Regions from separate parts of the Homo sapiens genome. Here region 2 is linked to region 1. Evidence: chromatin loops called from intact Hi-C (ENCODE). Cell type or tissue: IMR-90. All regions are shown on one strand.

Region 1 (4,000 bases):
TTCCACTCCCAGAAACACCTGAGGACTTGCTGAAGAACACCTGGGGCCACCAGAAACTGGAAGAGGCAAGGAAGGAATCTTCCCTACAGCCTTCAGTGGGAGCATGGCCCTACTGATACCTTGGTTTTTAGACATCTAGCTTCACCAACTGTGAGAGGAAACATTTCTTTTGTGTTAAGTACCAAGTTTGTGGGAATCTATTAAGGCAGTCCTTGAAAACTGATACAAAGTGCACACTTTTATTACCTCCATTTTAGAAGCAAAGAAAATGAAGCACAGATGAGGCATCCAACCCACTCTCTCAAGGTCAGACAGTTAAATGGAACTAGAATTCAAACTGAGATTCTCAGGCTTCAGATTTTTGCACTTAGCCACTGCTTATACTTCCTCTATTATTTTTTATTACCTGATAATAAAGAATGACCTAACCTGTGTATAGGGAACAAGACACAGCGCAGCATTACCTGAAGGCAAACTGTTGTTCAGAATACGTAAGACATTAGGCTCAAACCATTTTTCCTTATCTAGCTATTAGATTATAAAACCATTGTTTACTGTCTTGTCAAAACCTAATATACTAAAATAAACACATCTGCTATGTAAGTAGCAATAGAGAGCTATCAGAGACGTGAATTTATTTGTAATAATCTATGACAACCTCTACAACTCATTATCTAAATCCTCTTCATCAGAATATAGTGTTTACATAGCTTCTTTTATAGCCTGATTTAATGGTTTCTGGAACCTACAATTCTGTAGAGTCAACTATATTTCTGATCTTGTCTCCATATCAAAAAATAAATAGAATTTGATTGCAGATTGTGTAACTATGGAAAAGTCACATCACATTAACTTCTTTAAATAAAAACTATGTATTTTATATGATTGACTGTATGTTGCCTGGCCATACTTTCAGAATGTTTGGAAGGGAAATGATTTCTCTTTGACATTCTCTGTGTCATTCTGTTGGTTGGGGCAGAAACCCAGATTTCTCAGGAGTAGTGTTTACTACAATTAAAACACACCTGCTACATATTGGGCACTATACATATATTACTTTATTTTTCACTCACATGACTCTCTGAGGTTATCTTCAAATTATAGATGTGAACAAGAAAGAGTATAAAGGTTAAATAACTGGAAGAAGACGACACAGATTTGAATTGTCAGAGCTGGGATTCAAGCCCACGTTTCTCCTACTCCAGTTCTCCTTCTTTCTGCTATTTTTTCCCGTACCAAATGAAGGTGGTTATCAATATCAGAAAGATGAGATACATAGGATTTTAACTAGTCAGTCTGAAGAAGATGTTCATTTCTTTACATCTTTCATTTGCCACTCCTTCATATGGAGTAAAGGTACCTTAAGGACCCCTATGAATAATAATCTGCCTTATGAAGGAATAGAGCTGTTAATGTGGGGCTGATAGACTCATGAAGCTCACTTTGGTTACGGTTGTCCTGAAAAAAATACCTGCCTACTCTATCTAGAGCCTGCTTTTTACTGCAAAAAGTAAGACACGACAGGAATACATATGCTTGGATGATTAAAGACAGATGGTGAGTAAGGTGGCTCACAATTTAATAATCATAAAAATAAGAAGACTTTCTGTTGCTTATTCCCTTAGTTTAACCCCATTTCATACCAAAAATGACATATTTTTCTCCTAAGGGGCTCAGGTTCTTTTCACCCAGGCTGGAGTGCAGTGGCACGGTCTCAGCTCACTGCAGCCTCTGCCACCCGGGCTCAAGCGATTCTCCTGCCTCAGACTCCGGAGTAGCTGGGACAACAGGTGTGCGCCACACACCCGGCTAATTTTTTTGCATTTTCAAGTAGAGATAGGGGTTTTACCATGTTAGCCAGACTGGTCTCAAACTCCTGATCTCAAGCCGTCCTCCTTGGCCTCCCAAAGGGTTGGCATTACAGGCGTGAGCCACCACGCCCGGCAAGGGTTCCACTTCTTAAACATTATTTTCTACTTGTACTTTTTAAACTTTGTGAACCAGCAGAGGGAGCTGTAGGGTCATAAGCACTGTGTTCTTTTTAAAATGATCTAATAAGCACTGAGTGTGAAGTGCTTCTGTTTCATTGCCAATGAAGAAAATACTGAGTCAACCCTCCTTGCCTATGTAGTGTTTATTCAAGGGATAAAAACTCTCCTAGGAGGCTCTACTGGCCAATTATCAGGGGTAGAACAGAACATTATTTATACAGCACACACTGCAGTGGCTCCATGGGATCTGCTCTGGTCTATTGAGTAATTACATAATTACGTGAAAAAATATATTTATCTCAGAGATCAGAAGAGATTAAAATGCCTGTCTGAAAAGCTAAGGATGCTGATATAGATGCAAAGAATTCTTTGGTTTGGCCTTATAAGTAAAACATGGGACATGTGGTGATTCAACAATTAATTAATCTTAATAAAATGAAATAAAGCTTTGACATTGCCAGTGAGGCCCTGTGATATTTTTCAAAACATTTATATGTTAATTAAAGTCGATTCACATAAAAATTAAGACGATCAGGCGTTTCTCCTTTTTATCATGGTTCAGCTCTCACAAAATGTATCTTAATCCAAAAAAAGTAAGTTTATGACATTTTATGTTACTTTAAAACAAACAGTTTAATGTAGCAATGTTTACATATCTGAAACTTGAAACCTATTTTGCCATTCTTTGAGGTTCTTTGAGGTCATAAAAGAGAGTTTTCGTTTTCATTTACACAAATGAGTATTCACGTAGTAATTTTCTAAAAATTTGAAGGTAGACTAGAAGTTTTCATTATGTCTAGGACACATTTGTATGCCCAAGTAACTGTAAAAAATTAATTAATAATAATCAAATGACACTGCCTACCATCTTCTAAGAAAGGCCCAAAGAAAAACTAATTCCATTATTATTTTTACAAAGTTTAGGATGAGTAAGACTGGTACAAAGGAGTATACAGGGATCAACATCAGATAGGCTAAGAATCTTTGGCAAACAACACTCTTCCATATTTCTTCGTGGTAGGATTTACAGATGTGTTATTTAAAATCCAATTAAGTTTGTTAATAGTAGAAAAATTAAAATGTTGAAGAAAATAGCATAAGCAAGATACTACAGCCATACATAATTGAGAAAGATTAATAGAAAAGTATTTTGAAGAAAATTATTGTAAAAGTACTAATTAACTTATTGCACAAAGAGGGAATTACATCAAGGAATAATGGTAGAGTTAGGAGGTTTGGGGTGGGGGGGTTCTGATTGACTTCATTAACCATCAGGACTTAAAGCATAAATGAGTGCAGTGTATGAAATCACAGATCCAATGCTCTTTCCCTCCATTCTCCTGATTTTTACATATATTATTTCTTCAATAACATCAAAGGCAGGAACAAGTACTTCTTGCTTGCATTTTTAAAAAAGATGAACAGACAGTAGGAGAGGATTTCTCTTTTGGTCCCTTTTTTCTATTATAGAAGTTCATACAAAAAAAAAAAATTAGTCGGGCGTGGTAGCGGGCACCTGTAGTCCCAGCTACTCAGGAGGCTGAGGCAGGAGAATGGCGTGAACCTGGGAGGCAGAGCTTGCAGTGAGCCAGGAGACAAAGCGAGACTCCGTCTCAAAAAAAAAAAAAAAAAAAAAAAAAAAAAAAAAAAAAAAAAGAAAAGAAAAAAAAAAGTTCAAAATCCTTGATTTATAGATAACTTTAGAGATATTAAGAACTGTTCTAAAAGATCCAGACTAATTCCTACAATCACAGAGTAAACTTTTTCAAGGCAAAAATCAACATAATAAGCTGTGGGACTAAATGTAAAACTTAAAGATAAAATAATACATTATAAGCATATACTAAAAAAAGCATTTAAACTACTTTAATTTTTTTATTTTTGCCACACAAAAATATGTTTTGAGACCTATTTTTACATAATGTGAGCATTATCATCCAGTGACAATTTTTGATACATAAAATATATTTTTTCACAGAAGTACTGTAAGTTGAGGCAAAGCTTATCAT
Region 2 (4,000 bases), 160 kb after region 1:
ACATTAGTCTTTCTTCCCCTATCCTCTCACAAATATCTCAAACACGGGAAAGCAGGTTACCACTACCCTTAGGATATTGAAGGCATACAAGTTTACTTAGTAAAACACTATCTATGACTAATCTTATCTACACTGGTTCACAAAACAGATACAAGGTACACAGCAGTAGAATCAAAACCTAATTTTAAAAAATATAAGTTGAGAAGACTTTGAATGAAAAGCTTTTTGAGGTGTGCTAAGACAAAATGAACTTTTACCTCTCCTCCTCAGTCATATGATGATAAACCATGGTTTGCTGACGCAGCATTGCCAATTCTAAATCCATCATTTGTGTTCTAAACAAATTCAGGCTCCGCCTCATTACCTGGAGCTCCTGAAAAGTATTCTAGAATGCAATATAACAAAATTACACTTCTAAATTCTACAAATTATTTTGGAACACAAAGATGTAAGAAAGAACTTACTTCATAAAGAGGTAGAACAGATGATTTCTGAGTACTATATGGAGCAGCAGCAGGATCAGGTCCTCTCATCATAGGGTACTTCAAAAAAGTAAAAGTAGGATTAAAACCAATGTTAAAGTGAATACTTCCAAATCACTTAAGGGGTTAAAAGGCAGAATTTGGGGCCTATATATTTTTCTCTTTAAGACAAAAGGATCCAAAAAACCTTCATATTGTAAGCAGGAAAAAAGAAATCAGTTCCCAATGACACCTAGTACTGCTAGCTGTTCCAGGTATAAGTCAATCTACGTGGGAGGAGGAGGCGAAGGAACATAGTTCACATCTATTTCTTTCAGGACTTCCCTCTTGCGAAACTAAAAAAAAACAAAATCAAAACGCAAAAATGTAGAAGCCATTGCAAATATCATCATGAGATTATAGTGATTATTAACTTTGCTGGAGAGCAAGCAATCATTGTCGTCTTTCTCAGACATCTTAGCATTTCCTATATGCCACTATTTTAGGCAGTGAGATAAAAACATAAAAGGTATTCCCAGCCTTCAGGTGTTCTCACAGTGTAAAGAAAAATAAAGGAAATTTTAAAAAAATTCTAATACTGTGGAAGGAGTGCTATGATGAACACAGAAAAATTCAGATTACGTGAACTTTCCCAAAAGTGGTAACACTACTTGAACTGAGCCTTAACAGTAAATAGGGCTTGATTATGCAAAGAAAGGCAAAGACTGGGTGATCTCGGTTAAAAAAAAGTGGCTTATAGTCCCAGTACTTTGGGAGGCCAAGGCAGGAGGATCACTTGAGCCCAGGAGTTCAAGACTGCAGGGAGCCATGATTACACCACTGTCTCCAGCACTCCACGTGGGCGAGAAACAGAAACTTCATCTTTTTATTTTAAAAAAACAAAACACAAAATCAGCCATGTGCAGATACCTAAGAACACACAACTGTTTAGAGACCTGTGCACAATCCTACAGCTAAGGAATGAGGCTGGAGAGATAGTCAGAGACCACATCATAGAAAGCACCTGTCCACTAGTGTAGGGTGGGGTAGGCATGGGGAGATGTATTAGCTGAGTTATTGCTGGGATATCCAGGAGAAAGAGACCACAGCTGGAGCAGAAGAACTAGGTGGCCTAGAAAGATGCACCACGGTACTGGTGGACAGGGTCCTGGAAATCCCCAGCTTGACATAATCACAGCTGCAAGTTCCATCACAGACAGAACTATATTTTGTAAGGAGGAATAAGAAACACCCACATTCTGTTTAAACAGAAAACTGTTAGGGGACAATTGTCATGAGGATAAAACTTACAGTTAAGAGGAGGTATATCTTATTATAACTTGAGAAGTTACACCTTTGATTTTTACTTTCCAAGTGGCTCCCTGTCTACTATGTCATGATAAGAGGTCTATTACATTCATTCTAGGCCTCCTGACTCTTTGTTGAATGCTCTCATGACTATATTACATTGTCATTTTCTTCAATCCCTCAATTGTCTAAACATGATTCATTCAGAGAGAATGTTCAAGAAAATGTAAAAGGCAAAACTGAAGACAACGTACTTATTTTCAAAATTTTTTTGGGAAAATTATTTCCAGTCTACTAACAAATCTGAGAATGACTTTAAAAGTGACAAGACATACAGAGCATTTTAAATCAAATTCACACTTTACCTGATTTGTTATTTTCTGGTCTGGAGTAGTTCCAGTCTTTGAGTCCAGTGGAAGTAGACTAACTCTGTGCACAGCATCGAGGGTCAGTAGGTGAAGGGGAAAGCTTAGTCAGAGAGCTACGAGCAGAACCAGGAGAACGTGGTGCCACAGAAGCCAACAGGGAGAAAACTTGGAAAAGGAAAAGGTAGTCAACATGTTCAAATAGCAGAGAGAAAGAGAGAAAGAACTTTAAGAGGGAAGATTTTTTAATAATAGAAATGACAAAAGATTCTAGACTAAAACAAAGACAGTGGATGATAGACTAAAAATGGGAGGATACTTAACGAGAAAAATCTCTCCTCTTGGAAAGGAGACAGACTTGTGAGCAGAGAAATCGACTTTGATCAGGGTTAGTTACAGCTTCTCCCTTGAAACAGGAGGGAAGATAGAAAACGAAGGCAGATGCAGATTAAGTTTAGACATGTCAGAAAATAAAGCTGAGGTAGTTCATACTTGATGTGCCTTAGCTTCTCTGTGAATTAAAAAGTGCTCAGAGCAGTAAAAGAAAAAAGCTAATGATAACATACTTTTTCTCATACCTGTGAAAGATTCTGCAGTGAGTTTCTAATATCATGTAATACTCTTCGCAACTGCATTTCTATGGCTGAAGGAGGATTCACAGAGCACACTCGGTAAGGGTAGGTGGCATGTCTATGTGAGTAAGGACACCCGAAAGGGGAAGCGAAGGCACTACAAGTAGCCCCTGATATGTTGGGAACACTGTGAGTGCTCAGAGTTCTTGTGTGCTCACACAGGGGCCTTTCTTGCCACTCAGAGTGGATGGAATGAAGGGAACAGGTAGACTGAGACATTGGTGGTGGAGCAAGCCGTGAACAGGTAGGAGTCCTTCCATGATGGCATTCCTCCACCCGCGGCGCCTCACTCTGGGGGGCTTCTTCTTTCTTCACAGATGATGGAGAGATGAAAATGGTCGATTTAACTAAAGACTGACCATCATGTTCCATCACCCGCTTTTCCAATTCCTGCTCCTCTTCAGGTGTGTACTTATAGGTGAAGGAAGGTGGGCTGCATCTGGTCTCTTTTCCTGGAGATAATCGAACATTGACAGAGGACACAACCCTTACTGGGCTCAATAAGGTGGTTGGTAAAGACTGAGACCTTCTTAGAGGATAGCCAGCTTTTGCAAATAAGTACCTTTGTTTTAACAAATCTTTTGATTTTAGCAGGCTACGCCCCATCCTTTGATTAGACAGACTGCAAACCTTCATTTGAGCTCTTTGCAAAGCTGTATTAACTCTGTCCATGGAAGAGGGAGGCCCAGTTGTATTTTCAGAGCTCATATCACTGCATTTAGCTTCAATAGAAGCCAATGATTTCAGAATATGGTGTGTGGTATACTGAGTAAATTCACTTTCACTGCTTTTACCCACATCACTTTCAGCACTTGCTTCCCTCAGTAGCTCTACTGTCTCTGCTGGAAACAAATCCTCTTCCACTTCAGTAATTTCAATGATATGATCCCCTGGACTACAGGTGGACTGTTTAGTTCCTGTATTCTCAATGGTGTTGCACTGAGGGAAATCCTGGCTACCTGATTTTCTTTTGTCTGCAACTGCTGCTGCCTTCTCTAGTCCCTTCTGAAGAGGGACAAGAGACTCCTCCTCTGATTCATTAAAATAAGGCTGGTCTTGTGCTGTTGGTGTGGCAAGGTCTTCACCAAGTGACGTAACTGTTGTCTCACTGTCACAACTATCAGCACTACTCCCCATAGCCTGCAAGGACTCCTGAACCTGTGAAAAGAAAATAGGTGGAAAGATGAAGAATATATGTAAGAAGAGTCACTAACAAAATACCAAACCAACATGG

The links. Hi-C counts contacts between places; a loop is a spot of excess contacts. Peaks named below come from ENCODE experiments on the same cell type or tissue, not always from the same donor. Only the 100,000 strongest peaks of a DNase experiment are listed, where the experiment ranks them.
Region 2: it touches region 1 in a loop (4-fold over the local background); 19 of 110 quality-filtered maps call a loop at or near these places.

What each region holds. Positions count from the first base shown.
Region 1 is chr2:182,075,845-182,079,844 of GRCh38, reverse strand. All of the region lies in intron 4 of PPP1R1C (protein phosphatase 1 regulatory inhibitor subunit 1C), which reads right to left. Among named protein-coding and RNA genes, the nearest start is that of PPP1R1C, 92 kb to the right of the region's middle. In IMR-90, a CTCF peak has its summit at 2,011 (motif pointing right); DNase peaks (open chromatin) are centred at 2,074 and 2,664; H3K27ac peaks cover 1,080 bases.
Region 2 is chr2:181,915,140-181,919,139 of GRCh38, reverse strand. ITPRID2 (ITPR interacting domain containing 2) reads right to left here. Exons shown (of 18, transcript NM_001130445.3): 11 at 2,713-3,924; 12 at 465-542; 13 at 258-385. Among named protein-coding and RNA genes, the nearest start is that of ITPRID2, 25 kb to the right of the region's middle. In IMR-90, no CTCF peak of the experiment used is centred here; DNase peaks (open chromatin) are centred at 1,939 and 2,219; H3K27ac peaks cover 445 bases.